Linked DNA regions of Homo sapiens: all the other regions are linked to region 1. A link is a contact called in ENCODE Hi-C or POLR2A ChIA-PET data. All regions are on one chromosome and are shown on one strand. Each heading gives the region's core, a stretch centred on a gene start or an enhancer-like site at or near the end of the contact. The rest is flanking DNA. Distances are from core to core; before and after follow the strand shown.

The links. A loop is a pair of places that touch in the nucleus more often than their neighbours do. ChIA-PET counts read pairs that join two places held with the same protein, here RNA polymerase II (POLR2A). Pooled maps may share reads with other maps.
Region 2: a pooled map shows a loop between it and region 1 (5-fold over the local background). The contact joins the enhancer-like site here to the promoter of PCIF1 in region 1. A Hi-C loop is called at or near these places in 1 of 50 pooled maps. POLR2A ChIA-PET finds 5 or more read pairs at or near these places in 2 of 52 experiments (A673 and AG04450).
Region 3: a loop to region 1 is called in a map of HCT116, with 4 times the contacts of the local background. The contact joins the promoter of EPPIN here to the promoter of PCIF1 in region 1. A Hi-C loop is called at or near these places in 1 of 168 maps with a recorded cell type or tissue (HCT116) and 1 of 50 pooled maps. POLR2A ChIA-PET finds 5 or more read pairs at or near these places in 2 of 52 experiments (AG04449 and GM12878).
Region 4: a pooled map shows a loop between it and region 1 (4-fold over the local background). The contact joins the promoter of WFDC10A here to the promoter of PCIF1 in region 1. A Hi-C loop is called at or near these places in 5 of 50 pooled maps. POLR2A ChIA-PET finds 5 or more read pairs at or near these places in 3 of 52 experiments (PC-3, PC-9 and RWPE1).

The regions. Positions count from the first base shown.
Region 1 is chr20:45,928,019-45,935,932 of GRCh38, forward strand. It overlaps PCIF1 (phosphorylated CTD interacting factor 1), which reads left to right and starts at 6,665. Exons shown (of 17, transcript NM_022104.4): 1 at 6,665-6,786. It overlaps LOC107985388 (pre-mRNA-splicing factor cwc22-like), which reads right to left and starts at 7,053. Exons shown (of 1, transcript NR_171669.1): 1 at 5,476-7,053. RefSeq lists enhancers at 4,591-5,283, 5,566-5,715, 5,975-6,666, 6,667-7,357 and a silencer at 6,986-7,195.
Region 2 is chr20:45,428,595-45,436,508 of GRCh38, forward strand. LOC105372631 (a long non-coding RNA gene) reads left to right here. Exons shown (of 4, transcript NR_159957.1): 2 at 851-1,076. Among named protein-coding and RNA genes, the nearest start is that of MIR6812, 7.0 kb to the left of the region's middle. Within about 2 kb of position 4,842, at least 13 of the 41 ENCODE cell types and tissues checked have a DNase peak (open chromatin) inside an H3K27ac peak, as active enhancers do.
Region 3 is chr20:45,544,023-45,551,936 of GRCh38, forward strand. EPPIN (epididymal peptidase inhibitor) reads right to left here and starts at 3,379. Exons shown (of 4, transcript NM_020398.4): 1 at 3,245-3,379; 2 at 1,617-1,748. The coding sequence starts at 3,335. EPPIN-WFDC6 (EPPIN-WFDC6 readthrough) reads right to left here and starts at 3,379. Exons shown (of 5, transcript NM_001198986.2): 1 at 3,245-3,379; 2 at 1,617-1,748. The coding sequence starts at 3,335. WFDC8 (WAP four-disulfide core domain 8) reads right to left here. Exons shown (of 6, transcript NM_130896.3): 6 at 7,740-7,914.
Region 4 is chr20:45,625,943-45,633,856 of GRCh38, forward strand. It overlaps WFDC10A (WAP four-disulfide core domain 10A), which reads left to right and starts at 3,797. Exons shown (of 2, transcript NM_080753.3): 1 at 3,797-3,962; 2 at 4,928-5,254. The coding sequence starts at 3,872. The coding sequence ends at 5,076. It overlaps WFDC9 (WAP four-disulfide core domain 9), which reads right to left and starts at 5,342. Exons shown (of 5, transcript NM_147198.4): 1 at 5,261-5,342.

The DNA.
Region 1 (7,914 bases), core at 5,415-7,914:
ATGGAGACTCTGGCTCAAAAACGAACAAAACAAAGAAAGAAATAAACAAAAACACAAAGGATCAGGGTCATGAAAGAACCTGGCACATTTAGGGAAATTATGAAGTAGTTCATGGTAGCTGGGACTGGATCAAGAAGAGATGGTTTGAAGGTCCAGATCATGAATAAAATGAATGTGTGTAAAGTGCTTGACGTTGTGCATAGTAAATATTCTGCCATGGTAGCTCATTATAATTCTGGTTTTGTAGGCCAAATTAAGGGTTTGGGATTTTGTCCCGTAGTCAATGGGGAGACATTCAAGAGCTTTAAGCCCAGAGTGACTTGATGAGATTTGCTATATGGCCAGATCCCCGTGGCTCCTTGGTGGATTATGAACTAGAAGAGAAGCAAGGCTGGAGGATCAGAAGGCCACTTTGAAAATTAACAGGTATGGCCAAGCACAGTGGCTCACACCTGTAATCCTAGCACTTTAGGAAGCTGAGGTGGGAGAATTGCTTCAGCCCAGAAGTTAGAGATAGTCTTGGCAACATACTGACCCCATCTCTAGTTAAAAAAAAAAAGAGAGAGAGAGAGAGACTGGGCATGGTGGCTCACACCTATAATCTTAGCACTTTGGGAGGCAGAGGCAGGTGGATCGCCTGAGGTCAGGAGTTCAAGATCATCCTGGCCAACACGGTGAAACCCTGTCTCTACTAAAAATACAAAAATTAGCCAGGCGTGGTGGCGTGTGCCTGTAATCCCAGCTACCTGGGAGGCTGAGGCAGGAGAATTGCTGGAACTTGGGAGGCGGAGGCTGCAGTGAGCTGATATTGTGCCATGGCACTCCAGCCCATGTGACAGAGCCAGACTCAATAAACAAATAAATAAAGCCAGGCACGGTGGCTGATGCCTGTAATCCCAGCACTTTGGGAGGCCGAGGCGGGCAGATCACTTGAGGTCAGGAGTTCGAGACCAGCCTGGCCAACATGCAGAAACCCTGTCTCTACTGAAAATACAAAAATTAGCCAGGTGTTGTGGCGGGTGCCTGTAATCCCAGCTACTTGGGAGGCTGAGGCAGAAGAATCACTTGAACCCAGGAGGCAGAGGTTGCAGCAAGCTGAGATCGCGCTACTGCACTCCAGCCTGGGCGACAGAGCGAGACTCTGTCTAAAAAAATAAATAAAAATAAAAATAATTTTTAGAAAAGAAATTGAGAGGTATGGCAGGTGGGAGGCTTCACTTATATCCCTTAACAATAGAGTAGATAAACATACAGTGGAAAACAAAAAAACAGCAATGAAAATGAACTCACCACAGCTATATGAAACAACATAAAGGAGTTTTGCAAGTGTATTCTTGTGCAAAAGAAGGCAGACACAAAATAATACTGTATAATTCAATTTACATAAAGTTCAAGGAACAGACAAAACGAAACTACAGTGTTTAGGGACACATTCTCAGGTGGTACAACTCCAAAAGCAAGGAAGCGATTATCACAAAAGTAGTTGGAACACCAATTACCCTGCAGAGGTCTTCTGCTTGACTGTTCAGTACCATGGCATGGGTGATGCTAACCCAGGCTCACTTTTTGATAAATCATTAGGTTTTACATTTATGTTTTGTGCACTTTTCCATGTGTGCTATTCTTTTTTTTTTTTTTTTTCTTGAGACGGAGTCTCGCTCTGTTGCCCAGGCTGGAGTGCAGTGGTCTGATCTCGGCTCATCGAACCTCTGCCTCCCAGGTTCAAGCGATTCTCCTGCCTCAGCCTTCTGAGTAGCTGGGACTATAGGCATGCACCACCACACCCAGCTAATTTTTTTGTATTTTTAGTAGAGACGATGTTTCACTATGTTGGCCAGGCTGGTCTCAAACTCCTGACCTTGTGATCTACCCGCCTCGGCCTCCCAAAGTACTGGGATTACGGGCGTGAGCCACCATGCCCAGTCTATTTTGTATACATTTTTTTGAGACAGGGTCTTGCTCTGTTGCCCAGGCTGGAGTGCAGTGGCATGATCATAGCTCTCTGCAGTTTTGACCGCCTGGGCTCAAGTGATCCTCCCACCTCAGCCCCCTAAGTAGCTGGGACTACAGGTGTGTGCTTCCGCACCTGGCTAATTTTTGTGTTTTTTGTAGAGACGCAGGTTTCACCATGTTGCCCAGGCTGGTCTTAAACTCCTGGACTCAAGCAATCCACCCACCTCCACCTCCCAAAGTGCTAGAATTACAGGCATGAGCCACTGCGCCCAGCTATGTTTAAGACACGGTCTCTGTCGCCCAGGCTGGAGTGCAGCTAACTGCAGCTTCGACGTCCAGGGCTCAAGTGATCCTCCCACCTCAGACTCCCAAGTGGCTGGAATTACAGGCCCATGCCACCATGCCCGGCTAATTTTATTTAAAACATTTTTCAGAGACAGGGTCTTGCTACATTGCCCAGGCTGGTCTCTTAACTCCTGACCTCAAGGTATCCTCCCACTTTGGCCTCCCAAAGTGTTGGTGATTACAGGCATGAGCTACTGTGCCAGTCTATCATACACTATTTTTTTTTTTTTTTTGAGACGGAGTCTTGCTCTGTCACCAGGCTAGAGTGCAGTGGTGCGATCTTGGCTCACTGCAGCTTCTGCCTCCCAGGTTCAAGTGGTGTCCCTGCCTCAGCCTCCGGAGTAGCTGGAACTACAGGCGCGTGCCACCGTGCCCGGCTAATTTTTTGTATTTTAGTAGAGATGGGGTTTCACCATGTTGGTCAGGATGGACTCGATCTCCTGACCTCATGATCTGCCCGCTTAGGCCTCCTGGGATAAAGTGCTGGGATTACAGGTGTGAGCCACCACACCCAGCCCCATATGCTATTCTTAACAATAAAAAGGTTTTAAAAATTTGTCTTTGGGAGGCTGAGGTGGGTGGATCACCTGAGGTCAGGAGTTCGAGACCAGCCTGGCCAACGTGGTGAAATCCCGTCTATACTAAAAATACAAAAAAAAAAAAAAAAAAAAAAAAAAAAACTAGTCGGGCATGGTGGCGGGCACCTGTAATCTCAGCTACTCGGGAGGCTGAGGCAGAAGAATCACTTGAACCTGGGAGGCAGAGGTTGCAGTGAACCGAGATCGCGCCACTGCACGCTAGCCTGGGCGACAGAGCAAGACTCCTTTTCAAAAAACAAAACAAAATTGGGCTGTGTGTGGTGGCTCATGCCTGTAATCCCAGCACTTTGGAAGGCTGAAGCAGGAGGATTGCTTAAGGCAAGGAGTTCAAGGTTACAATGAGCTATGAGTGCACATCAGTCTGGGAGATAGACTGAGACTCTGCTTCTAAAAAAAAGGGGGGTAGGGGTGGGAAACGCCAGCTCTTAAGGTAGTCATTAGAATGGTGAGAAGAGGTTGGGTTTTGTTTTGTTTGAGACGGAGTTTTGCTCCTGTCACCTAGGCTAGAGTGCAATGGTGTGATTTCGGCTCATTGCAACCTCTTCCTCCCGGGTTCAAGCGATTCTCCTGCCTCAGCCTCCTGAGTAGCTGGAATTACAGGCGCTTGCCACCATGCCCAGCTAATTTTTGTATTTTTAGTACAGATGGGCTTTCACCCTGTTGGCCAGGCTGGTCTCAAACTGCTGACCTCAGGTGATCCACCCGCTTTGGCCTCCCAAAGTGCTGGGATTACAGGCGTGAGCCACCGCACCCAGCTGAGAAGAGGCTGGTTTTGACATGCGGAAAGTGAGCAAACGGAGAAGATGAGGCATGTATCAGGTGAAAAGCAGTGCTGAACACTGTGAGATAGAGAAACCTTTAAGATACTTAACTATCCAGGCCGGAGGCGGTGGCTCACGTCTGTAATCCCAGCACTTTGGGAAGCCGAGGTGGGCGGATCACCTGAGGTGGGAAGTTCGAGACCAGCCTGACCAACAGGGAGAAACCCCGTCTCTACTAAAAATACAAAATTAGCCGGGCGTGGTGGCGCATGCCTGTAACACCAGCTACTCAGGAGGCTGAGGCAGGAGAATCGCCTGAACCCTAGAGGCGGAGGTTGCAGTGAGCCGATATTGCACCACTGCACTCCAGCCTGGGCAACAAGAGCGAAACTCCGTCTCAAAAAAAAAAAAAAAAAAAAAGATTGAACTATCCAGGGCCACTGTGTCCACTCAGACCAGTCACATCGCCTGAATCTAGATCCCTTCTTCACAAAACAGGGAGGCCAGAGTGGTTTAATGGAACCAGCCCTGCATTTTGGTGTTGAGAACTCCGGGCTTAAAATCCCAGTTTTGTTACTTGTTGATGGCTGTGTGAACCTGGACAATGACTTCGCCCCTGCCCCTCGCTCCAACCTGTTTGCTCATGTGCAGATTTAGGTAATAATTCACAGAATTCCATGATAAAACAGAAGACTAGGCACTTGGGATGTTTGGTATCTTGGTTATCAATTAAGAGAATCTGAACAATGAATGAGAAAATACTTTGAAAACATAAAAGAATAGATAAAAGGCCGGGCGCGGTGGCTCACGCCTGTAATCCCAGCACTTTGGGGGGCCGAGGCGGGCGGATCATGAGGTCAGGAGTTTGAGACCAGCCTGGCCAACATCGTGAAACACCGTCTCTACTAAAAATACAAATAAAATTAGGTGGGAGTGGTGGCGGGTGCCTATAATCCCAGCTACTTGGGAGGCTGAGGCAGGAGAATTGCTTGAACCCGGGAGGCAGAGGTTGTAGTGAGCCGAGATCGCGCCACTGCAATCCAGCCCGGGCGACAGTGCGAGATTTCGTCTCAAAAAAAAAAAAGGGTAATAATCACTACATGGTTTTTAAACTTTAGTGAAAGCGCGGGCTAGCTGGGGGGCATGAGCATGGAAAACTGGTTATCCCGTAGGTCAAGAGCGACCACGTAGTTTACTGCCCAAAGCAGTACTTTTTTTTGAGACAGGAGTCTCACTCTGTCGCCCAGGCTGGAGTGCAGTGGCGCGATCTCGACTCACTGCAACCTCTGCCTCCCGGGATCATGTGATTCTCCTGCCTCAGCCTCCCGAGTAGCTGGGATTACAGGCGCGCGCCACCAGGCCTGGCTCATGTTTGTAATTTTAGTAGAGACGGGGTTTCGCCGTGTTGGCCAGGCTGGTCTTGAATTCCTGACCTCAGGTGGTCCACCTGCGTCGGCCTCCCAAAGTGCTGGGATTACCGGGGTGAGCCACCACGCCCGGCCCAAAGCAGGGCACTTCTGAAAAAGGAGGCAATATTAGTAATTATGCCAGGGCAGCAGGCATAAATCAAAGCTGGCCCCCCACCCTTCCAGAACTGAGACAGGACCCAGGAGTCTGGTTTCCCATCAGGCCTCTTATCTGAACGAGAAGCTCTGCGAGGGCAGAACTGCTGTGCCTATATAGAGCTGGCTTATTTCTGGAGGGCTCAAATCTACTTGGAGCAATGCTCATGCCACTGTGAGATGATCACGGCTAACCGATTCAGCACTTAGGAAGCGCCAGGTATTGCGCTGAGGACTTCACATGCATCACCTGAGTTAATTCTCACCAAACCTTTATGAGGTAGGCGGATTTATTATCTTCCACTGAGGAAACTAAAATTTAAATTGGTTAACTCCTTCAAGGCCACACATTTTGGGTGGAGGAGCAGGGATTGAAATCAGATGAGGATCATGAACCCTCGTTCTCAATTACTACTCATATCGGTGCCTCCGTTTTTCTTGAGCGTCCGCCTGCCTGCCCCCACGCTGGCGTGCAGCCAGGACCATGGACATCTGAGAGGCTACTCAGCCGGGGTACCTACAGCCCCTGGCTCCACACAAGCGCCGGTCTGACAGCAGGTGGCAAGCTTTTCCTCTTCTCAAGCTAGCACTGGAAGGGATGCTTGCTGGGGAGACCGGAGATGGGTGGAGCTACCACTCGGACGCCTGCAGGCTCCTACCAAAAAGAATCCTGCAGGGAGCCGGATGAGGAGCACCTCACAGCTGCCAGTTCCCTGCCAGGCTACCCGCTGTAGCTGGTTTGAGGGCTCAGTGAGGCTTTGAACTGCAACTAATGGCCACAGATGTCAATGTTGGAAAGGCCCTACAATGCATTTAGTTGATTTCCCAACTCTGCCGAAAGCCATCTCTATTACTTGCCCCCGAAGGCTAGTTTAAGTTGCTTCTACTCAAGAGCATTTACAGCTTGGGTTCGATGTATATGTAGCCCGGGCATGGGGCAGGGCTTCTTAACATTTGGACACCACGCAGCACAAAGGCCCAGAGAGGGAAAGAGACTGGCTGGAAGAGGCAGAGCCGCGCGGGTGCCAGGACCCAGGTCCTTGCTACGTCCGGAGCCTACGTCACCACGATGCCTCCCCTGGGCCGGCGGCAGAACCCGAGACCCCCGCAGGTTCTAAGACAGCCCCCACGCCCCCCAGTGCGCACGCTCAGTCCAACCCCGCCGCGCACCGCCCACCGCGAACATCCGGCTCCTGCGTGTGTGCTCGAGGGGGAAACTGAGGCGGGGACGTGCCAGTGAATTCATTCCTTCCTCAGTCCACCCGCAGGCCTACAAAGCTGTCTCCCCTTCCTCAGCGCCACAAGGAACAGCAGGGACGGATGGGAAGAAGGGGAGGGGGCCGAAAGCAAGCTGGGTGCGAGGAGCCAGCCGACCCTGCCACACTCAAGATGGCGGCGCGGCCGCGGCGAGGTCCCTCAGAGGCGGTACCAGCGCATGCGCAGCGCGGAGTCCCGGCCCGGGACACAAGATGGCGGCAGCGGCGCTGGGGAGGGCGAGGCGGAGGCGGCAAAACGGGCGGTCGAGCAGAACGTGTAGCCGCGTCCCCTCCAGTCCGCTCCGGGCAGGTAAGAGTCCCAGGAAGCCATGGTCCCGCAGCGAGCCGCGCCAGGGTCTGGGGATCCGAAGCTGGGGGGCGGCGGCCCCTCCGGCGCTTTCTGCTCGGGACTGCCGCTTGCCCTGTCTCTGTTGCCGCCGCCATCTTAGACCCGCGGGTGGGCGGCCGCGCCGGTGGCCGAAGTGAGGGAGGTGGGCCCGGAGAGCCCCAGCGGAGCGGGCTCTAGGGCCCCTCCGCTGCTGCCGCCGCCACCGCCTTTGTGTCGGGCTCCGACTCTGAGTCGCCTCAGCCCGGGGGCGGGAGCGCGCGGCGGGGCGGGGGGCGGAGCCCGAGAGATGGGCCGGCGCGCGCGCGCGCGCCAAACAGCCCACCCTCGCTGGGGTAGGGGGAGGGGAAGGTGCGCGCGCGCGCGCGCGCTGGAGCTCGCCTCTCGCCTTCGTGCGCCGTCGCGCCTGCGTACTTTGTTCGCCCTTTGACTCCTCCCTACTGGGCCGGAGAATTCTGATTGGTACATTGCGGAGATGGTCCCGCCCCACGTGCCTCCAATCCCGGACTCGGACTCTGGCTTCTGGTGGGTTTTTCTGGTTGCGCAGATAGAGTTGTTTATCCTTGAGCAGCGGTAATTCTCAAACTGCGGTATGCGTGGGGGTCGGGAAGCCACAGGATAAATAAAGACGTTAACTTAAGAGCAGTTATGTCTTACTGGGAGCGTACAATGCTGGACTCTACATATAACGGTCGAGTGATTCCGGTTTATAAGCCGGAAAGCAGAAGGGCCCGGAATCCGGGTCTGTCCAACCCAGGGGCTGGTACTTCGGCCACAGACCTGCTGCGCTCAAGTCACATAGGAAATTAAAAATGGTTTTAATTGCAAAAAATGGGTACATTTTTTCAAATAGTGTGAAAAAATGAGTCATCCTGTCTCCCAGTCACTCTTACGGTGCGTTTTAAAAATACAAATTCTTGTGTGCCTCACCTCCGTATTTATTTCTGGCTTCTGAGATGCGCAGTGAGGCACAGGAGTCTGATTTTTTTTTTTTTTTTACAAACTCCAAGATGATTCTGATGCACAGCTGGCTTTGGAAATACTGCAGTGTCCCCATTTAGCCTCACACTAAGCTGTGCCGCTTGTGCGTAT
Region 2 (7,914 bases), core at 3,592-6,091, 500 kb before region 1:
TTTTTAAAGTAGTATGAAAACTTACTGTCTCTCCTAAGCATTCTAACAATGGATACTTTTCAGAATAAGATTGTGTAAAACAGAGAACTCACTTTTAACTTTATAACAATTTATGTATTGTTTGTCTTTTTAAAACAAAAGTATATGTTGAGTTTATAATAAAAGTAAAAATTTGGGCCGGGCGTCGTGGCTCACACCACTCCCAGCACTTTGGGAAGCCGAGGTGGGTGGATCATTTGAGGTCAGGAGTTCGAGACCAGCCTAGCCAACATGGTGAAACCCCGCTTCTACTAAAAATACAAAAATTAGCCAGGCGTGGTGGCGGGTGCCTATAGTCCCAGCTACTCGGGAGGCTGAGGCAGGAGAATCACTTGAACCCAGGAAGTGGAGGTTGCAGTGAGCCGAGATCAGGCCACTGCACTCCAGCCTGGGCGACAGAGTGAGACTCCATCTTGAATAATAATAATAATAAAATAATAATTTGATGAAGACTTAATTAAATCAAATAGGCATCTGGGAGGTCTGGCCCCAGGTCTTCCCCCAGACTGAAGGGTGACCACAGGTGAGCCCTTTCAATATCTGGGCCTTGGACTCCCGCTGAGGTGAAAGTGACCGGGTAGCCTGTTGGAGCCAGCCCTGTCCCATAGGCTATGGGTCTCAGGGTCCTCTTTCCCAATAGCACTTCAGCTCACTTGAGGTCTTTTCTGAGCTGGTCATGCCCACCAGGCAGATGGCAAGGCAGGGCACAGAAGCTGCTGAGCTCCATGGTGCCAAGGGCTGAGCTCCATGAGCCAGGGCTGGGAGGCTGGAACTTATACCTGCAGAAAAAGAAGAGTCCCTGTTTCCACAGGACAAAGGAAATATCTTGTTTTTGATTTCTTGGAAGAGGAAGCACTCTGGGCAAGAGGTATGAGCCGGGATGAAGTGGACTCCTTGTCTGGAGGTGGTGCTACACACCTTGGAGGGGCTCCTGGGAGCTACTGAGAATGTCCCCTAAGTCAGTATTCCTGCCTCAGCTGAAATGCCAGTCTTCAGCCTCATCTACTGCACACTTGAGTCCATGAGATTTTAGAGTGGTAAGTGACCTTTGGGGTCTCAGTTTTCCTATCTGTAAAGGGAGTGGGCTGGACAATGAACAGCTGTTCTCCATTCTTTTGTTATTGGTTCCCATCCAGAGCCTCCCAGCTAGTTGTCTCAACATCCCAGGGGAGAAAGCATAGCTCTTTGTCCATTGGTTTATTTATTCAATTTAGGAATAATGAGTGTATTGTTTTATATGAATAACCATACTTATTTAAAAGATCAAACTAAACTAAATAGTACAAACAAGCGAAATCTCTCCCCAAAGTCTACTATGGTGCTGTGCAACAGAAATATAATACAAGCCACAAATCGAATTTTCAATTTCCTAGTAGCTTTTTTAAAAAGTAAAAAGAGGGGCCAGGCACAGTGGCTCAGCCTGTAATCCCAGCACTTTGGGAGGCTGAGGTGGGCAGGATCACCTGAGCTCGGGAAGTTGAGGCTAATAGTGGGCTGAGATTGTGCCACTGCACTCCAGCCTGGGTGACAGGGAAGGAGACCCTGTCTCAAAAAAAAAAAAAAAAGAAAGGAAAAACAGGTAAAATTAATTTGATGATAGTTTATTTGAGTACAGTATATATATCATTTCAATATATAATTAATATGAAATAAAAACTAATGCAATATTTTACTTTTCTTTATATTAAGTCTTTGAAATCTGATGTGTACTTTAAACATTTATAGCATATAACAACTAATATTAGCCATAACTCATGTGCTCAATAGTTGCATGTGGTCAGTGGCTACCATATTGGACATTGATGCTCTACCATATAAAGCAACTATCAGTAACTTCAGGATAACCTCATCAACATTTTGTTAGATTGATTAACAAAAATAATTCTACAAAAATGAAGAGTTTATGGATATTGTTTTCCCTGAATTTTTGCATATTTTCTTAATACCTGAAGGACAATTTTATGGGGTAATATTTTAAAAAATAATTTGACTTTTTTTTTCCTCTTTCTAGGCTATTGAGATTTATTTATTTATTTATTTATTTAAGATGGAGTCTCTGTCGCCCAGGCTGGAGTGCAGTGGTGCAATCTTGGCTCACTGCAACCTCTGCCTCCTGGGTTCAAGTGATTCTCTCACCTCAGCCTCCCGAGTAGCTGGGATGACAGGCACGCACCACCATGCCTGGCTAATTTTTGTATTTTTAGTAGAGGCGGGGTTTCACCACGTTAACCAGGCTGGTCTCAAACTCCTGACCTCAAGTGATTTACCCACCTCAGCCAACCAAAGTGCTGACATTATAGGTGTGAGCCACCGCACCTGGCCCAGGCTATTGGTACTTACTATCCCCAACTTTTATTCTATGCTAGTAATTTGATTTGTAGCTCTGACTTGTTTCTTCCTTGAGATTTTCAATTTATTTGCAGTTTTTTTAGTGGTGTTACCTAGATCTTCAATTTATTTCTTTAACACTCATTTTTAAGGGTCTTTTAAATTTTTATTTATTTTAAAATATTTATTTATTTATTTATTTATTTTTAGAAATGAAATCTTGTTATGTTGTCCAGGGTGGTCTTCAACACCTAGCCTCAAGCAATCCTCCCACCTTGGCCTCCCAAAGCACTGGGATTACAGGTGTGAACACTGAACCACTGAACCCAGCCTAATGTCTTATTTTATTAAAGTTTTTGTTTTTTAAGCTGAAAGCCCTCCTATAAATTTTTCCTTTTATCAGATTTTCTGCTGAATTCAGTTATCTGTGTCTGTTTCTTTTCTCCAGCGTCCTTTCCTTTTTAATTTTCTTCTTTTTTTCCTTTCTTCCCTCCCTCCCTGCTTTATTTTCTTTCTTCCTTATAACTGTATGTAGTATGGTGCATAGCTACTCTGTCATTTCCCTTCATCTTCGTCAGGCTCAGTTTGGGCAACTCTGCCCTGTCCTTTCGCTTATTCTAATTGGTGTCAGTATATTCTCTTTGGTTTCCTTCTCACCATATCTGAGATCTATTGTTATTTCCATCCCTACCCCCCAAATTGCAGTCTGAAGTTTGCCTCTATACACTTCTGTGGAGCCTAAAGTCATGGGGTTGAGGGAAGAAAGGAATGCTATTGGAGATGTCTCTTGACTATGATGGGCAGCCTGGGCTCTGCTCTCTGGAGATTTTCTTAAATTCCTGGAACCACAGTTGGCTTCCTCTAGTGACGTGTTATTCCATTTTTGAGAAAGTTTCCCTGGAGCTTTGGATCAGCCAACCAATTAGAAATTTGAGCCTTGGGGAATGGCAAACCTTGGTGGGCTTTTTATCTCTGTGGAGACCCCAAGAGCTTGGGTGGGACTTGAATTTTCTGGGGATGCATCTTGACTTTTTGCATGCAGTTCTCTAACACTCCTCCCCAAAACTCATATTAAAATTTAATCCCTAATGTGGCAGTACTGAGAGGTGGGGTCTTTAAGAGGTGATTGGGTCATGAATGGATTAATCCATTCACAGATAAATGGATTAATGGATTATCATAGGAGTGGGACTGGTGACTTTATAAGAGGAAAACACATAGTTTAGCATGCTCAGCCCCCTCACCATGTGATGTCCTGAACTGCCTCAGGACTCTGCAGAGGGTCCCCACAACAAGAAGGCTTTCACCAGGTGCATCCCCTTGACCTTGGGCTTCCCAGCCTACAGAACTGTAAGAAATAAATTTGGTTTTTAATAAATTACCCAGTTTCAGGTATTCTGTTAAGACACAGGACAAGAAGGCTACTCAGTTGCAAGCAAGAGCCATTTCTTATGGAAAAGGAAGTGTGAGTCAGAGTGGAGCCAAGAACCTCTGGCAACAGGTGCACAATTCAATTTCAGAATTGCCGGGGCTCAGTGATTGCTCTGAACTTCCCCTTTTAAAACGGTAGTGAACATAGTGGTTTCCTGTGCCAATCTCGCCATTGCAGGTTGGGTGCATGTGAGGCAGAAAACATGTCTCTTTAGTTCACAGGTTTTCAGATGGAGAGAAACTCTACCCACGGAACAGAACCCAAGACGCCTCTTTGCAGCTGGACTTGATGTAGATAAGCTCCAGAAATTGGAGCTGAGTTTGATGTCAAAATAGGATGAGGTGTTTGTTTGTTTGTTTGTTTGTTTGTTTGGTTTTAAGACAAACTCACTCTGTCACCCAGGCTGGAGTGTAGTGGTGTGATCACGGCTCACTGCAGTTTTGACTTTCCAGGCTCAAGCAATCCTCCCACCTCAGCCTTTTGAGTAGCTGGGACTACTACAGGTTTGTGGCACCGTGATTGGCTAATTTTTTATTTTTTATAGAGATAGGGTCTTGCTATGTTGCCCAGGCTGGTCTCGAACTCCTGGATACAAGTGTTCCTCCCACCTCAGTCTCCCAAAGTGCTGGGATTACAGTCATGAACCACTGCATCTGGCCAAGATTTTTTTTTTTTTTTTTTTTTTTTTTTTTTTTAGTGGGAAGTAGGGCAGTGGGGGTAGGTGGGGACGGGTCTTGGAGGAAGTTATATTTTACATATAGGAAAATTTTAACTAATCTGTCTCAGTTTAAAAACATGTCTGCAATTTTTCTGGCACTTGTCCCATTGAGAATTGGGGTCAATCCCCTTTTTGAATCTGGGCTGACCTTGCCGACTCCATCATGATCAGTAGAATGCAGTGGAAGAGATACTGTGTGATTTCTGAGGCTAGGTCAAAAAAGGCTGTCCTTCCATCTTGCACTCTTGGGATGCTGGCTCTGGGTGATGCTGATGTCCATGTGAAAAGTCTGACTACCCAGAGGCCACTGCTGAAAAGAACACATGCAGTGGACACCGGCCAACAGTTCCAGCTGAGTTTAGCCTTTTAGTTTAGCCTTTCTGCCAAGGCCCTAGACATGTGATTGAAGCCATCCTGGGTCCTCCAGCCCAGCCCAGCCCAGCTGGGTACCACAGAATGACCTCAGACATGGCCACAAGGAGCAAAAGAATTCCCCAACTAAGCCCCGCCTGAATTCCAGACCTACAGAATCCACGTGCATCAGAAAAGAGTTGTTGTTTTGTGCCACTAAGTATGGATCCTGGTAGGCAACTCACTGGAACAACTGGTGAGAATTTTCAGGACTTTTGTATTATTTCCTCTTTCTCCTGCACCTCTTCTGGAACAGAGCAGTTGGGGATAGGACCATGACGAAACACATCAAGATATTCTATATTTTTCTGTTGCTACTGCTTTTTGAAGTTTATGGAATGAGGTTCTACTGTTTCCCATGGTGGTTTACTGCTGCTGATTTTTTTTTTTTTACCTGTTTTTTTTTTTTCTCCTATCCAATTCAATAGAAACCAGAGAATGAACATTCTATTGTGAAACTATCCTGCCATCTGCACTTTACTCAGTGATATGGTTTGGATTTGTGTTGCCACCCAAATCTCATGTCAAATTGTAATCCCCAATATTGGAGGTGGGGCCTGGTGGGAGCTGGTTGGATCATGGGGGTGGATTTCCCCCTTTCTGTTCTCCTGATAGTGAGATCTCATGATACTTGGTTGTTTAAAAGTGTGTGGCACCTCCCCCCTCTCTCTTTCGCCCACTCCTGCCATGTAAGACATGTCTGCTTCCCCTTTGCCTTCCACCATGATTGAAAGTTTCTTGAGGCCTCCCCAGCTATGCTACCTGTACAGCTGGCAGAACCGTGAGCCAATTAAACCTCTTCTTTATAAATTACCCAGTCTCGGGTAGTTGTTTTTTTTTTGAGACGGAGTTTTGCTGTTGTTGCCCAGGCTGGAGTGCAATGGCGCGATCTCAGCTCACCGCAACCTCCGCCTCCCGGGTTCAAGCGATTCTCCTGCCTCACCCTCCCAAGTAGCTGGGATTACAGGCATGCACCACCACCCTGGCTAGTTTTGTATTTTTTTTTTTAGTAGAGACAGGGTTTCTCCATGTTGGTCAGGCTGATCTTGAACTCCCGACCTCAGGTGATCCGCCCGCCCCGGTCTCCCAAAGTGCTGGGATTACAGGCATGAGCCACTGCACCCGGCCATTTTTTGTTTGTTTGTTTTGTTTTTTTGTGTTTTTTTTTGAGACACAGTTTCACTCTTGTTGCTCAGGCTGAAGTGTAATGGCGCGATCTCAGCTCACTGCAACCTCTAACTCCCGGGCTCAAGTGATTCTCTTGCTTCAGCCTCCAGAGTAGCTGGGATTACAGGCATGTGCCACCACACCCAGCTAATTTTGTATTTTTAGTAGATGTGGGGTTTTTCCATGTTGGTCAGGCTGGTCTCGAACACCCGACCTCAGGTGATCTGCCCTCCTCGGCCTCCCAAAGCGCTGAGATTACAGGCGTGAGCCACCACTCCTGGTGTCAGGTAGTTCTTTATAGCAGTGGGAGAATGGACTAATACACCCAGAAGTCTATGTTTTAAATGAAAACTTAATTTTAAATAGTACAAAAATATTTGTAAGGTTTTTTATTTTCTTAATCATAAAAAGAACATAAGAGATTAAATAGGTGATATTAAAGAAAGAAAAAGAACGCCCATGTTCTTACAACACTAATACAATACCTGTGAACATTTTGTTTCTCTTTCCCCTACATAGCATTATTTTTTGTCTGTTGATTGAATTCCCTCCCCTCCCAAAGTTTTTTTTTTTTTTTTTGTATTAAGCCAAACCACAAATAAGTATCATTTATGTTAGATGCCGTGCTAGGTGCTGCTGATACAACTGAGAATATGTCAGATACAGCCCCAGCCCTTTTTGATTTAGAGTCTAGCTGGTGAGGTCATTTACCAAATAATGATGCATAATCATTCCATAAATACAAATGATGGTGTTATGAAGATAAAAAGAGGGTGCTCAGAAAGAACTAAGGGGGTACAATTTATTTTATTTTAGAAATTCTTTTAGATTCAGAAAGTACGTGTGCAGGTTTGTTGCACGGGTGTATTGCATGATGCTGAGGTTTGGGCTTCCAACGATCCCGTCGCCCAAGCAGTGAATATAGTACCCAACAGGTAGTTTTTCAACTTTTGCTCTCCTCCATCCCCCCTTCTGGAATCCTTAGTGTTTATTGCTCACATCTTTGTGTCCTTGTGGGGATGCAATTTAGATTGAGGCTCAGGGACAGCTTCTGTGAGAAAGTGACCTTTAGGCTGAGCAGAAGGAGGTGGCAGGAATGTGGAGGGAAGACAATCCAGGTGACGGGAACAGCTCCGAGGTGGGGAAGAGCTCCCAGTGATGGAAGAGGCAGCTTTGTGGCCAGAGCTGGTCAGCATGGGAGAGAGTGACACAAGGGCCTGAAAGAGGACCCGTGTGGCCATGGTAAGCCCATTGGTGATGAAGCCAGGGGCACCAGGTGGACCTGGTAAAGGAGGACAGATTTCACATTCACAAGAATCAGAATCTACTGAACGCTTTTAGGCGGGTGGAGACACGATCAGCTTCATTCACTTCCTTCCCCCATACAGTATTTACTTTTCACTGAGGTGTGATATAATGTATCCAGAAAAAAGTGCAGAAATGTATAACCCAGTGAATTTTATAGAACATTACCAGCATCCTAAAAGCACCCCTTCCACTCATTCCCCTAGAGTAACCACTATCTTGACTTCCAACTATTTGCCTGTTTTTGTACTTTCCATGTAAACGCGGTCATCCAGCAGGTGCTGTTTTCTATCTGGGTTTTTAACTCAACGCTATGTTTATGATGTTCATCCGTTCATTACATGTAGTTGTAGATCATATTTCCTTCTTTAAAAGATCACACTGGCTGTAGCATGAAGAATGAGCAATTTCAAAATTAAGCAAAATATTAAACAGCTAAGAATGGAAATAAAATTCAAGTCAATTTCAAAAAGAAACACAGGGACAGATTTTGCCAGATACCTGGTACAGATTT
Region 3 (7,914 bases), core at 2,129-4,628, 390 kb before region 1:
TTGTTTATATCTTCAGTCTCATCCCTGAGGCTGTGAGTTTCTAGTGAGCAGGGAGTGAGTTTCTAGTGTATCTGCTTTCATCTTGGCATCCCAATTCCTAACAGGTAGCCTGGCACAGTACAGAACCTTATGGAACGTTGAGGATAAACGAAATGTATCCTGATCTGAACTGAATAAATTATTCATTGAGCACCTATTATGTGCTCAATGCTTCAAGGAACAGAGAAAAGGCATGATCTCTGCTATTTAGGAGCCCTTAGCCAAGAATTACAAATAAGCGAATAGGTATCAGGTGGCTACTGTGTGCCAGGCATAACTCTAATCACATCATGCAGATCAATTGGATCCTCAAAATAATCTTTTACACTGATCCTTTTATTATCTGAGGAAACTGACTCACAGTGAGGGAAAGTTGTTAATTTATCCAAGACAAAAAGGCTCGTAAAAACTGGAGGTAAGAGTTGAACTCAGGATGGCTGAATTCAGAATCCTTACCTGCTGGCATATGAGTGACTTAGCCCCCTAACCTGCCCACTCTACTTCTCTGTCAAGTCCTGTTCACTTTGCCTCCTATGTCCTACTCTTTCTTTCAAGCAGGTCCTACTCTTCTTCATCCCCTCAGCTACCTCTAGTTCCGGCCACCATTTCTATCATCTTGAAGTCCTTTAAGATACTCTGTTCCTCCTATTTTAAACTCGATAGATGTAGTATGAACCTGGTCATATGATGCCCCGCCTCGGTGGATTGCCATAGCCCTTGGGATCCAGGCAAGACTCTTTAATCTGGCCCACCATACCTGAATTGTTTGATCTCTGCCCACCCAGAATCTGTTTTCCTTGTACCATGCTCGTGCTCACTCTGCGTTCTGGACTCCCAAGGCCCCACCACTGAGCCTTTGTGCATGCTACTGCCTGTGCCTGGAAAACCCCTCCACCCACTTTTTGCCTAAAACATTACCCATCTTTCTCAACTCAACCCCAGATTTTCTTTCTCAAAGAAGGCAATCCCAACCCCCCTGACCACACTGAGACCAAATCCTATTGTGGGTCTCAGAGGCACTCAATCAGTATTTGTTGAATGAATAAAAACAGAATCTTTGATAGTCTTTTTGCATCCCAGGGTGATGGGCATGAAACTAAGATGCAGCAGAAAGGAGAAACCCTCTGTTCTGGAGCAGTCAGGAGAGGCGTTTTGGTGCAAAGTTGGATTTGTGTAGGCAGAGAGGTGGTCACTCCATAGCAAAAAAGTTGGGAAATATAAATTGCTTAATTTATCACTTGCAGCATATGTTAGGGCAACGATGGCCACCTGGGAGCTCAAAAAATTATAAGAGTGACAGGTATCCAAATAGCCAAAAGAATCTGATTCAATGCCACTGATTCACCAATGATTTGTTCTGGGAAACTGAGTCTCAGACATTACCTGATAGGATAAGGTCATTCCTAATGGCACACACCATATTTGGCACAGTAATGAATCTAAATCGCAGGTCTCCCAAGTCCAGCAGTTTTGCCAGAGACCAGCCCTCAGCGATCAGGGCACAAAGCCAGTCCAGGAAGGCAGAAGGTGAGGACAGGGGGAGGAGGGGTTGGTTATTCTGCAGCTCTGAATATTACCTTGTTTGAGATCTAAACATTTTTTTCCGCAGCTGAAGACACAACACTTCTTGTTGTCCTGGCATTGTCTGTCCTTTGTACACACATCCCTTTCTTGGAATTCACATTCTTCTCTGATTTTGGGACATCTCCCTAGGGAAAGAGCGGTTTTACACCCGTGTGCCTTAGAGAGCATAGTGTCTCCCCACTTTGCCAGACACAAGGCAATTCTAGAGAGTCAGGGAAGTTTGCTTTCAGTTTGCTTGCCCCCAGGAGTTCTTTTCCTCAGGGCAGCCTCACTCATTTCCCTACTGCCTACACCCCCACCACTCCCCAGTGACCTCTCCTCCCTCTATTCCCACCCCCCAGCTCCATCCCATCTAAGGCAGAATTTCTCAACCACTGGTGATATTTGGGCTGGATAATTCTTTGTTTGGGGGGCTGAACTGGGGATTGTAGGATGTTTAGCAGCATCCCAGGCCTCTTCCCATCAGAATCCAGTAGCACCCCTGATTGTAACAACTGAAAATGTCTCCAGGCACTGCAAAGGTCCCCTGGAAGGCAAAATCACACCATTGTGGGCCACTGATGTAAGCCAATGCGGTCTTTTTGGCCTTGTTGAGGAATCCATGTTTGGAAGTTCCTCTAGGTGGTAGTATTATACAGCAATTAGTATCACTTACCCCGGAGCCAGTTTAGATTTTGAATTCTGACTTGGTCTGAATTCTGACCCTCTCTGAACCTTGGTTTCATCATCTGTAAAATCATTTTGCCCTTACGGATTTTGTGAGAAAACAATGAGACAAAGTATATAAAGCCCTAATCAAAGTAACTGATGCACAGTCATATTATCTAACATTTGCTAAGTATTTACCATAAGCCGAGCACTCTTCTAAGCATTTTAAATGTATGATCTCATTTAATCTTTATAATTGCTCTATGAAGGAAGTTCTATTAATATCCCCATTTTACACATGCGGAAACTGAGACCCATGAAATTTAAGTAACTTGCCCAAGATTACAGGGCTACCAAGATTTGAACCCACTAAGTCTGATTCCAGATCCCTCTGTTGTTTTAGAAATCCCTTTTCAGAAATCCTTACTTCCTGAGTGTTCAGCAAATGATACCAATGATCATTGTTACATTATAGTCATGGAATTAATATTCCACAACTAATGTGTCTTAAGTTTAAAGAGACTTCTGGATGCTGTCCTTTATCTCAAAGTTAGGGAACCCCTAGGGATACAGGGACACTTTATGGGACTACATTTGAAAGAACCAAGAGTGGATAGAGATGATGCCTCAAGGAAGGGGCCTGTTTTGCTTGTGGGGTAAGGAGAAGGTCCCTTGGTTTCCCGGATTCCTGTAGCGACTCCCCTGAAAGCTAGATCCTGTGACTCTCCTCCACCTGCTTGATAAAGACCCTCCACTTCAAAGGAGCTGAAAGTGGGGATTGCCTAAGTTGGGGTTACTGCATTCCCAGAAGGAATCTTACACAGGAGGGATCTTACAAATATCTCTCTCCTCTCCCAACCCGGGACCTGGGCTAAGATGGTGGAAAGCAACCCACATCTGAAGAGTTCTTCCCTGTTCCTTCCTCCCAGCAAACTCCCCTCTCTCTAGGGTAAGGGCTGAGGCCAATACTTACTGGGAAATAACCAATCAGTCAGACCAGGTCCCTGGACATTCGCTAAGAGGACGAATAGCACCAGGAGGCTCAAAAGTCCAGAAGATCCCATGTTGAAGAGAGGCCAGCCTTTCTGGTGGTTCCCGAATTTGGAATGCTCAGCTGCTGCACCTTGGATATAAGAACTGGAGACAAGCCAGCCACCCCCTTTCTTGCTGGGAACACTAAGTTCCCAAGGTCACAAATGGGACTAACTGGCACCCACAGCTCACAGCTTGGGAGGAAGGGTCTCTTATTGAATGGATCTTGATCCTTACACCCCTAGGCTGCACTGGGCTGGGGGCTCTAGTCAACCACAGGGAGTGGGCAAAGCGTGTCTCCCACTTTCCAGGCTACCTTCAGAGTGAATGCCACCATCTTGGGTCTTCATCTTGATAACTTGGAGAGTGGTGGAATGTCCTCATTCTTCATTCATTTTCCATCGTACGTGCACACTTACTAGCACACTCCTTCTGCTTGTCTCTGACAATGTGTCTCTGTCGGTCTCTTGGTATCTCATTGTTTATCTGTGCCTCTCTGTGCCTAAGTCTACTGTTTCTCTTTCCCCATGGTCTCTGTGTTCCTTTCTCCCTCTCCCACAGTTTCCTCCCATCCTTCTGTCTTTTATTGTATCTTTGGTTCACTCATATTCGTTGACTAAGGCCAAAGAATACAGATTTGCCACAGAGCAGGGTGTAGGGGAGGAATCAGGCTGATAGCAGAGTCTTCAGAGAATGTTTCTCAAAGTTTTGTTGCTCTGAGAGCAAGAGAGGATATCAGAGCTTAGAGGGAGCCTTTATCATCACTGCCAGCTCCTTGATGTCTGAGGAACTATGAAGTGAAGGGACTTGCCTGGGAGACTGCAGTGGAATAAAGTTCAGTAACACAGCAGACTTTGGGGATTCTAACTGGGCTGCTAGAGGAGCTGTGGGAAAGAGGTGCTGGGGAACTTGGACAGCTTTCCTTTCCTACAGCCATGGAATCTACACTGGCCACTCAGCCAGTCCTGGGAAGAAGAGAGACACTCTTTACAGAGTAAATGTTATCCCGAGGGCTCCCGTTTTCTTCTCTAACTAGGAGTTACCCTTTTGGGCCAAGTTTGTTCTCCAAATTTTCCTACATGACAGACAGAGGCCAGACAAAGACAGCCTTATTATCAGAGAGTGACTATATGGTCACAAAATTTAGGATCACAGACAGCCGCCGTAAGAATCCCATGCCACCAACTTGACAATCTCACTTGAAGAGACTACCGAATCAAATTTTTCTTTTCTTTTTTCTTCTTTTCTTTTCTTCTCTTTTCCTTTCCTTTCCTTTCCTTTCCTCTTCTCTTCTCTTCTCCTTTCCTTTCCTTTCCTTTCCTTTCTTTTCTTTTCTTTTCTTTTTTTTCTTTAAAAACATTCTTGCTCTGTCATCCAGGCTGGAGTGCAGTGGCACAATCTCGGCTCACTGCAATCTCCACCTTCCCGGTTCAAGCAATTCGTGCCTCGACCTCCCAAGTAGCTGGGATTACAGGCATGCACCACCATGCACAGCTAATTTTTGTATATTTAGTAGAGATGACGTATCGCCCTTGGCCAGGCTGGTCTCCACCTCCTGGCCTCAAGCAATTTGCCCACCTAAGCCTCCCAAAGTGTTGGGATTACAGGCATGAGCCACCGTGCCTGGCTAGAATTTCTAATGAATGAGTAAGACGTCGTAAGCAGTGCTGTTTCACTCATTTCATTTCCCATATTCTCACAAACTCAGCCCAGGAGAGAGTGAAAACTGGAATATCTAAGTGGAAGGGCTCTGAGGGACCATCAAGCCCTATTTCTCAATTTATAGATGGGAATCATAAGGCCCAGAGAAGTGAGGATGCTGACTAAATGTCACCCAGCAAGTGAGTGTCAGAAATAAGATTAAGAGGGAGCTGAGCACACAAGTTCTTGCCAGAGGACACCAGGGCATGTTTTGATGTTGGTGTGGATATAATATTTTCTTGTAGAGTTGAAGGTAGAGAGGAAGGGTGAGTCTAAAGGAATGAAGTAATGTCTTTAGTGGAGACAGAGGCTGAACACCCACAAAGTGAAAGTCAGTAAATTTCTTTTTTTTTTTTTGAAACGGAGTCTCACTCTGTCACCCAGGCTGGAGTGCAGTGGCGCAAACTTGGCTCACCAAAGTCAGTAAATTTCTAAATGGTACCCAGGGTCCCCAATTAAGGCTGCATTTTTTCGTAAATTTTATTGAAAATAAATTAACTATCTTTCTGGTTGCTTCATTCCATTCTGTCTTGCCTAATTTTCAGGCCCATCCAAGCATCTCACTTTCCAAGCAGGTGAAATAAAATTTATGTCTTTGGGACTTGGGATAAATCATGGTTTTGGCCCCTTCTCTCCAATAATTTCTTGGAGAAGGCTGGGTAAGGACCCACCTGGGGTTTTGCCTCTCCTTTCTTCATCCTTTCTCATTGAGGGCATGGTGCCCTACCTCTGCCTCCAGGCCAATTCTCTCCCAGGAACAATCCTGTGCTTAGAACAGGGGACTCCAACGAGAACCAACAAGATCAGCCTCTACCTGGCACCTCCTGCTTTTTCATTAGCCCAAGATCTGTCACATGGACTGATTCTCTGTCACTGGCTTCCTATGTTGTTCCCTCTGCCTCTAACTCTATTACTAAGTTACATGTTTGCTCCCCCAAGTAAGCTCTGAACTCCATTAAACAGGTCTGTGTCTAGAACGCAGTGCTTAAAACATGAATAGGCCCCAAATAAACACTCAGTACATCTTGCTGGAAGAGCAAGGTAGGTGGGGGGGATTGGTAGGTGTGTGAATAGGTAGGTAGCTATGTGGATGGATGGGTGGCTGGTAGAGTGTGATAAGTGGGAAGATGGTTGAGCAGGGAGAGGGATTAGTGAGGAAAGCATGGATGTTTGGGTACATGAATGCATGGATTATGGATGGGTGGATGATTGGGTGAATAAGTGGATTGGATTGAATATAAAGATGGATAGGGTAGTGATGGGATATGTGGGCCTATTGATGGAGGCTGTTTGAATGAAAGGTGGAAGAGTGCATTGGTAGGGGGATGGAGGGAGTTAGGTATAGAAATGATGAATATGTATTTTGATGGGTATGAAAGAGTGTGTGCATGTGTGTGTGTGCAGAGAAAGGGGGAAGAGAGAGGTCAATAATAGGAAGATGAATTAAAGGCTAGATGGGCAAGTGGGTCTGTAGAAGAAAGATGAGTAAGAAAAGTAAGTGGATAGACATATGGAGTAGGCAAATAGCTAAGTTGAAAAGTGTGTCAGTGGAAGGAAAGGAGGGATAGGTGAGTGGGGATTGGGTATTTGCATATGTGTTGAGTGAATGGATAGGTGAGTAAAGGGATTGAATAGTTAGTAAATAGGTGGGTGGAAACATGAATGTACAAATGAAAGCATTAACCAAAGTTAAAGATATAAAAGAATTATATAGAGAACAATTTATGCTACTCTAAAGTAATACATGTGAAAATATAGGAAAAATGGATCAATTTTACCAAAATACAAAAGACCAAAATTTGCAGAAGAGGAGGTAGAAAACCTGCAGACTATAAGATGAAATATTTAAAAATTACTAAAATATACCACTAGAAAGAACCTGATCTAGATGCTTTTGGAGCTGAATTTTGGTAGCCTTCAAAAAATGCTGAATTGCTATATTATGTAAAATATTTCAGAGCATAGAAAAAGTAGCTAGGTTTCCCAATTAGTTCCCATACTCATTTTTTGAAAGTAATATGACCCAAATAGAAAAAACAAATTTAAAAAGACCTATTTTTCTTTTGACTATAGATGTGAAAATTCAAACTATACTATTAGCTAAAAAGAACCAATAATATATTGATACAGCAGTCTGCAATTAAGTTTATTAAGAATGCAAGGATGGCTCAAGAAAATTTAGTAATTTATTATGCCAACAAATTAGAAGAGAAAAATCATTATGTGACTGTATGCTTAAAAGGTATTTGATAAAATTCAGTAGTCATTTTCAGTAGTAGCTATAAATGGATAGGAAATAGGCTTAAAAAGGAAATAACTGGCCAGGCACAGTGGCTCCCACCTGTGATCCCAGCACTTTCGGAGGCTGAGGTGGGTGGATCACCTGAGGTCAGGAGTTTGTGACCAGCTTGGCCAACATGGTAAAACCCCATCTCTACTAAAAATACAAAAAATTAGCTGGGCATGATGGTGGGCACCTGTAATCCCAGCTACTTGGGAGGCTGAGGCAGGAGAATCACTTGAACCCGGGAAGCAGAGGTTGCAGTGAGCCGAGATTGCGCCTGGGCAATAAGAGCAAAACTCCGTCTCACAAAAAAAAAAAAAAAGAAAGAAAGAAAGAAAAGGAAAAAGAAAATAATTTAAGTGCAATAAAACTTATGTATTCCAAATTCAACAACAAATATCTTTTTATAGTGCAGGAGCCATTGACTTTAAAATAAGGAACTAGACAAGGATGGATGCCATTGCCTTTATTTTCATTATTATTTTGGAGGTTCTACACAATACAAGAAGACAAGAAAATAAAGTCATGAAGTTGAAAAAAAGCCAAATATATCATCACTTTCAGATGATGGGATTATATATAAAATCAAAGTAACATCATTCAATATTGTGATACTTAAGATAATT
Region 4 (7,914 bases), core at 2,547-5,046, 300 kb before region 1:
AGTAGAGTAGCTGGGACTACAGGTATGCACCACCATGTTCGTCTAATTTTTGTACTTTTAGTAGAGATGGGGTTTTGCTATGTTGGCCAGGCTGATCTCGAACACCTGACCTCATGTGATCCACCTGCCTCGGTCTCCCAAAGTGCTGGGATTATAGGCATGAGCCACTGCACCTGGCCCTAAGTTCTCTATTCTATTCCATTAGTCTACGTGTCTGTTTTTATGCCAGTGCTATGCTATTTTGGTTACTAGAGCTTGGTAGTATATTTAGAAGTCTTGAAACCTGTTCCCTCCAGCTTTGTTCTTTTTGTTAAGGATTGCTTTGGCTATTCTAGGATGTTTGTGGTTCCATACATATTTTAGGATTTATTTTATATTACTGTGAAGAATGTCACTGGTATTTTAATAGGGATTGCATTGACTCTGTAGATGGTTTAGGGTAGTATGGTAATTTTAACAATATTAACTCCTTCCATCCATGAGCATGGGAAGTTTTTCCATTTGTTTGTATCCTCTTCAATTTCTTTTATCAGTGTTTTGTAGTTTTCAATGTAGAAGTCTTTTATCTCCTTGGTTAAATTTATTCCTAGGTATTTATTTGTAGCTGTTATAAATGGGATTGCCCTCTTGGTCTCTTTTTTTAACTAGTTCATTGTGCATAGAAACACCACTGACTTGTATGTTTATTTTGTATCCTGTAACTTTACTGAATTTCTTTATGAGTTCTACAGGTTTCTTGGTAGAGTCTAAGTTTTTCTCTACATAAGAGCTTGTCTGCAAACAGGGTAAATGTGACTTCCTCTTTTCCAATTTTGATGTCCTTTATTGTTTTCTCTTTCATGATTGATCTAACTAGGACTTCCAGTACTACGTTGAATAAGAGTGGGTAAAGTGAGCAGCATGCTCATGGAGGGGCATGGAGGCTCCCTAGCCTTTCCTCTATATCTTGTTTCAGTTCTTAGAGGAAAAGTTTTCAGCTTTTCACCGTTAAGTATATTGTTAGCTGTGGGTTTGTCATATATGATCTTTATTATGTGGAGGTGCTTTCCTTTCATACATAATTTATTGAAAGTTTTTATCATAAAGTGGTGTTGAATTTTATCAAATGCTTTTTCTGTATCTACTGAGATTACCGTATGGTTTTGTCCCTGATTCTGTTGATGTGAAGTATCACATTTATTGATTTGTGTACATTGAGCCATTCTTGCATTCGTATGATAAATCCCACTTGATCATGCCACATTATCTTTTTGATGTGTTGTTGAATTGGGTTTGTTAGTATTTTGTTGAGGATTTTTGCACCTATTTTCATCAGGAATATTGGCCTGTGGGTTTCTTTATGCTGTCTTGTTATTGTCTGGTTTTGGTATTAAGGTTATGTGGGCCTCATAAAATTGAGCTAAGAAGAATTCCTGCCGCATCAATTTTTTGGAATAGTTTGAGAAGAATTGGTATTAATTTATATTTAAAGGGTCATAGAATTTGGTGGTAAAGCCATATGGTTCTGGACTTTTGTTTCAGGGGAGACTTTTTATTACTGATTCAATCTCCTTACTTGTTATTCGTCTGTTCAGGTTCTTCTGTTTCTTTTTGGTTCAGTGTGGTAGGTTGTATGTGTTCAAGAATTTATCCATTTCCTCTAGGTTTTTGAATTATAAAGGATATCACAAAGGATACAGAGGAAGAGGTGCATAAGGTGAGATATGGGGAAAGGCTAGAGAGCTTCCATGCCCTCCATGAGCATGCTGCTCTCCAACAACCTCTAAGTGTTCAGTGGTAGCCACCTGGAAGCTCTGACTTATATATTTTAATTTGAAATTTCTGTTCAGTTTTGAGTAATTGTCTTTTTTTAGACTAATTTCTAATTATTTCCATTATAGTCTGAAACTATGTCCTTTGTGATGTAATTCTTTAAAATTTTGTTCAGACTTTTTTTATAGCCTAATGTATAGTCACTTTTTGTACATGTTTTATTTGTGCTTGAGAAAAATGTGTTCCTCTAGTTTTTCTATGCAGACTTCTGTATATTTTAATTAAGTCAAGCTTATTAATCATAATGTTCAAATTACCCATCTCTTTACTAAATTTACTACTCTATCAATAATTTGAATGTATAAAGTATAGACCTTCTATATACCCATAAATCTTTCCCCTTATAAATGTCAGTACTTGAGCCTGCCACAATGTTGACTAGACTGCTTTAACAGAAAGCCTCCATCACATAATAACTGAAATACAATATACTTTTTATTTCTTGCTCAAATAATAATTCAAAATGAGTATTCTAAAACAATGGGTATCCTTTTTTCATGTGATAAAAGAAGTCAAGGACCCAGGCTCCTTTCACCTTTTGGCTTCACTAGGCTCTAGAACCTTGTTGTCATCTATACTGAGCTGGTGGAAAAGAAAAAGAGTGTGAAAGAGACTTGCCATCTTCTTAGGGTCTTGACCTAGTAGTGACAAGTCTGTTAGCCAAAATATTTACATTGTGGCACTGGCTGCAAGATGCTTGGGTAAGGAAAATGCAGCTTCTATTTGAGATGATGATTCTCCTCTATATAACCCCTCTTTGCTAGGATAGTTATGACAGTGTCCAGTCTCTAAATTGTTCATTTATGAGTGGACAAAAAGAAAAACTAGGAAAGAGAGAGCCTTTGGGAAGGGTCAAATACCACTCTGTAAACTATAGGTACAAATATCAGAATTTTTGAATTATAAAGGATATCGCAAAGGATACAGAGGAAGGTGCATAAGGTGAGATATGGGGGAAAGGCTAGAGAGCTTCCTTTGAATGTAAATTACAACTGTGGACTGAAGGAGTCTGCATTAGGAGTTCAGAATGTCAGAAAGAGGTTCAAATCTTTAGAAGATTATCATCATCAGAGGAAGAGGGTGATCTTCTTCCCAGCTTGCATGCCTACTGGGAGTCCAGTGACCCTAGGTTGTCCCCTCTTTCTCCTGTTAGGGAAGAAGAAACATCTTCACTTCTGAGAGTTCATTTCCTTCATGATATTCAAGGTCAGTGACCACCTCCTCCTGGACAGCCTGCCAAGCCTTTGACTGATAGGTCTCTCCCCCTGTCTGAGCTCTAAGATATTTACTATGTTTCTCCACTAGCCCTTCTGTCCCATGCCCTACAATAGTCTCTCTTTCTGTGTGTTTATGTGTGTTTAAATTTGTATATGTATATCTGTGTATGTGTTTATATACATTTATATATGAAACAGCTACTTACTCTTTCACTCAGGAATTCTAGCTCTCTTAGTCTAAAGAAATCAAAGATTTATAAATAAAAATAATATGACATTCTCTAGATTATTAGTAATTAGTACAATACAAATACTTGATTATTAGCATTTGAGAGCTGTGCAATTATGAAAATCCACATTTTGAGAAATACTTACATGATTAAATAAGGGTGGCAAAAATAGATAACAAAAGTTGTTTATATTAAAAGGATTGTTTATATTAAATATGGAGAGAAACTAAAAGATAATGCAATGAAACATCAGTTAATTCTAAGCAACTCTTTTTAACAATATATTTTTTCTTTTCTTTTTTCCATAAAACATTTTGTAATTAGAAAGCAGAAATAAATGATATCTTTCATTCTATCGGCAAGAACACAAGACTGGTTATGTGAAAGGAGGAGGCGTCATTCCTGCGGAAGCCCTATCCCACATGACGAACGACAAGGCCAGGGGCAAGCAAAAAGAGGAAGGACTCTCTTGCTCTGCTCCGACTTGGCCAGTAGAGGCAGTGAGGAGCTAAAGATCATTCCTTCTTTCCTTCCTTCACTCTCCGTAGACAGCTCTGCAGGGAAGTCTGTGACAACCTGGCCAGACATAGGGCTCACGATCTGATCAGAGTCATGGCACCCCAGACTCTGCTGCCTGTCCTGGTTCTCTGTGTGCTGCTGCTGCAGGCCCAGGGAGGATACCGTGACAAGAAGAGGATGCAGAGTAGGTGATGGGCTGCTGGATGGGTGAGGGGGAATTGGGTAGGGGGAATGGAGGGCCTGTGTCCAGTCTGAGTAGGACCTAGGAGTTGGAAACTCTCTGCATATCCAGCTCTGACCACAATGTTGTGTAGACTCTGGACTGTCCCTAAACCATGGCCCTCCAGCCCCTTAGCTGGCCCTGGGAATAGTAATGGGAATGAAGAAGAAACCTGCATATTTTGCTGTTCCTTCTCAATACTTAGAGAGAAATGGCACATCCCATAGTGAAAGGCGCACCAGGGCTGAGAATCCAGTGGGGAAAGCAAGACAATTATTATTTGATTTATGCACATTTGTGAGGAGTAAAGATTCAGAAGTGGTTATGACGGTAGGTGTAGGTGTAGAATGGGTATAAGTGTAGGGAAATAGGACATAAGACAAGCAAAAGTTGGGGTACACAGAGCCAAGTTAAGGTTATCATCAAAGGGGCAAGGAGAGTGGTGGTGGAAAGGGAACTAAAGAAGGGGCAGGAAGACTAGAGACAGTGACAGTGAGCAGAAGAGAGGGAGAGACAAGAGGCATGTTGATCCTCATCTCTGAATTCTACTATTCAGAGACTAGGAGAGAGTTTGAAAGATGTCTCATGCTTCTTTGAGCTCTCAGGATCAGACTGTAGATTCTTTGGTGGTGACTTCACCAAGGCCATGACTAGTAAGGGAGATGGAGTTCTGATTGCTGGTGTGTGGAGAAGGTCCAGGAAGCCCAGGCATTGTGGTCTAATGGGGTAAGGTGTACAGTGGAGAGACAGGATTTAAAATATGACCAATCACTAGGATTTGGTGATGGGCAGGAAGGTAGTTCTATGAAGAAGGAATCCAGGAGTATCATGACTGAGACCTGGGTTCAAGGGTCTTGGAGGAGGCTTCAGCTTGAGAAAAATGTTCTCTAGGAAACTGCGTTTATTTACCGTTCTATTCTCCTTGTCAGAAACACAGCTATCCCCAGAAATCAAAGTCTGCCAGCAGCAGCCTAAACTATATCTATGCAAACACTTATGTGAATCTCACCGAGATTGTCAAGCAAATAACATATGCTGTTCTACCTACTGTGGGAATGTTTGCATGAGCATCCTGTGAGTGGGAGAGTGGGCTGGGATGTGCATCCTGCTTCCCAACTCCTCTATCCAAGACTGTGCCCACATCCGAAGCACAAGGACCTCAAGTCACCAGCATAAGAACATCAACAGGAATGCCGCCCTCTCTACTGTCTGAACCCCTTGTCCCTGTCAAATAAACCAGAACAAATGCCCAGGGATCCTACCTCTTTTGCTGCCACTACAGATGATCATTGAGAGCTCACTGTGGCCCCTACAGATGCCCCACTTGTCTTGCGTCCTGGTGTTCAATTTCTCTCCCTGGCTATGCTTCTCTACCCTCCCTCTCCCTCTTTGGCCCACGTATCCCTGCCAGCCCTCAGGATGCCCAGCCCCTTGCTGTTTTGCTCACTGAACCAGTACTCCCAGGGGGAGGAACTGCTCATGTGCAGCATCTCCTGATGCTAAGGAGAACATTTCTCACCCTGGAGTCAGAAGGACCCATTAAGCATGAGATGGGTGGCAGTTAGAACCCGAGATAAAGAGTGGGAGGCCCCCAAGCACTGCTTTGGTCTCCTTAGCCTTGGTGCACCGCCATCCTATGCTCCCCAATCTCTCTGTAAGGTTCAGATTACTGTCTATCATTAGGATAATGAGTCCCAGGAAGTCCAGCAAGCCCAAGGCCACAAGAGAGTGAGAGGATATGATGTGACTGGAAGAGGGTGTTTCCTCTAGGATCACTTTTTCCTCACTTCTCTCCATTACCTGAGACCAGAGGCATCCTAGTGAGAGTGAGTGCCTGCACCAACCCCAAAGCTCCTCCTATCCAGCACCCACCAATATGGCTACTCCTCTGATGGGACCCATTTTGGGCCTCAGGATCTGACACTCCAGCACCTTCCATTAACTGAATAGTCCTTATCTTTCCCAAGCCCTCTTCCTTAGGGGCTGGTTCATTCTCTTTTCTTTAGATCAAGAGGAACACTAAGGGATGTGGAACAGGTGGTTCATGCTGCTGTTGCTAAGGAGTAATTGGCACAGAGTGGCTATGGGTCTTCCCTGTCATCCTACTGTGAGTTGGTGGAAATTAATCAGTGTGGTACAGAATCTCCCACTCTGCAATCGCAACTCCTCTGAAATGATCCTGGGGCTAGATCCAGGGTTGGGTCACATGTAGCTAACTGGGACATGAAGCCAAATGTGAAGAGGTTTCAGGAGGATAGGCCATGCCCAGAGGCAGGTGTGCAGTGTTATGCTCCAGTCTAGTGCTTCTTGCTGGGCCATTCAATGAAAGAGACATCAGAGAAGAAAACTTCCTTCATCAGACCAGAGGCTGTGAGCCACCTCTGAGGCATCACCGGGCTCTGGGTATCTCAGGCTTGTCTTCACCTTTCTCAAGAGCTTCCCTTGGACAAGGAGGTCTTAGGAAAGAGATCATGATCAACCATCAACACAGACACCATCAGATGTACTCTGTGGGCTGTAAGGGCATGATCTCCAAGAGACCTTATTTGGTGTTTCCTTGGATAGCCTCCCTTACCAAGCATCCTCTCAAGCCACCCCCAAACATGCCTACTAGACACTACAGGCATATCTTGTTTTATTGAGCCTTGCTCTATTGCACTTCACAGCTATAGCGTTTCATACAAATTGAAGGTTTGTGGCAACTCTGCATCGAGCAAGTCATCTGGCACCATTTTTCTAACAGCATGTGCTTACTTCATGTCTCTGTGTCACATTTTGGTAATTCTCAAAATATTTCAAACTTGCTAGGCGCAGTGGCTCATGCCTGCAATCTCAGCACTCGGGAGGCCAAGGCAGGTGAATCACCTGAGGTCAGGAGTTCGAGACCAGCCTGACCAACATGGTGAAACTCCGTCTTTAATAAAAATACAAAATTAGCTGAGTGTGGTGGCGCATGCCTGTAATCCCAGTTACTTGGGAGACTGAGGCAAGAGAATCGCTTGAACCTGGGAGGTGAAGGTTGCAGTGAGCTGAGATCTTGCCATAGCACTGCAGCCTGGGCAACAAGAGCGAAACTCCATCTCAAAAAAAAAATTTCAAACTTGTTTTATTATCATATCTGTTGTGATGATCTGTCATCCATAATCTTGGTTATTACTGTTGTAATTGTTTTGGGACACTATGAACTGCGCCCCTAAAAAATGATTAATGGATAAATGTTGTGTGTGTGTTCTGACTGCTCCAACAACTGGCCATTTCCCCATCTCTCTCCCTCTCCTCAGGCCTCTCTATTTCCTGAGACATAACAATATTAAAATTAGGCCAATTAATAACTCCACAATGGTCTCTACGTGTTCAAGTGATAGGAAGGGTTCTATGTCTCTCACTTTAAATGAAAAGCTGGAAATGATTACAGTTAGGAAGGCATGTCAACAGCAAAGATATGCCAAAAGCTAGGCCTCTTGTGCCAGTTAGCCAAGATATGAATGCAAAGGAAAAGTTGTTGAGGGAAATTAAAAGTGCTACTCTAGTGAACACATGGATGATAAGAAAGCAAAACAACCTTATTGCTGATATGGAGAAAATTTTAGTGGTCTGGGCAGAAGATCAAACTAGCCACCACATTCCCTTAAGCCAAAAACCTAACCAGAGAAAGGCTCTAGCTCCCTCCAATATTATGAAGGCTGAAAGAGGTGAGAAAGCTGCAGAAGAAAAGTTGGAAGTTAGCAGAAATTATTTCATGAGGTTTAAAGAAAGAAGCCATCTCCGTAATATAAAAGTGCAAAGTGAAGCAGCAAGTGCTAAGGTAGAAGTTGCAGCAAGTTACCCAGAAGATCTTGCAAAGTGATGAAGATGTCTAAATTAAACAATAGATCTTCAGTGTGGAAAAATAAGCCTTCTGTAGGAAGAAGATGCC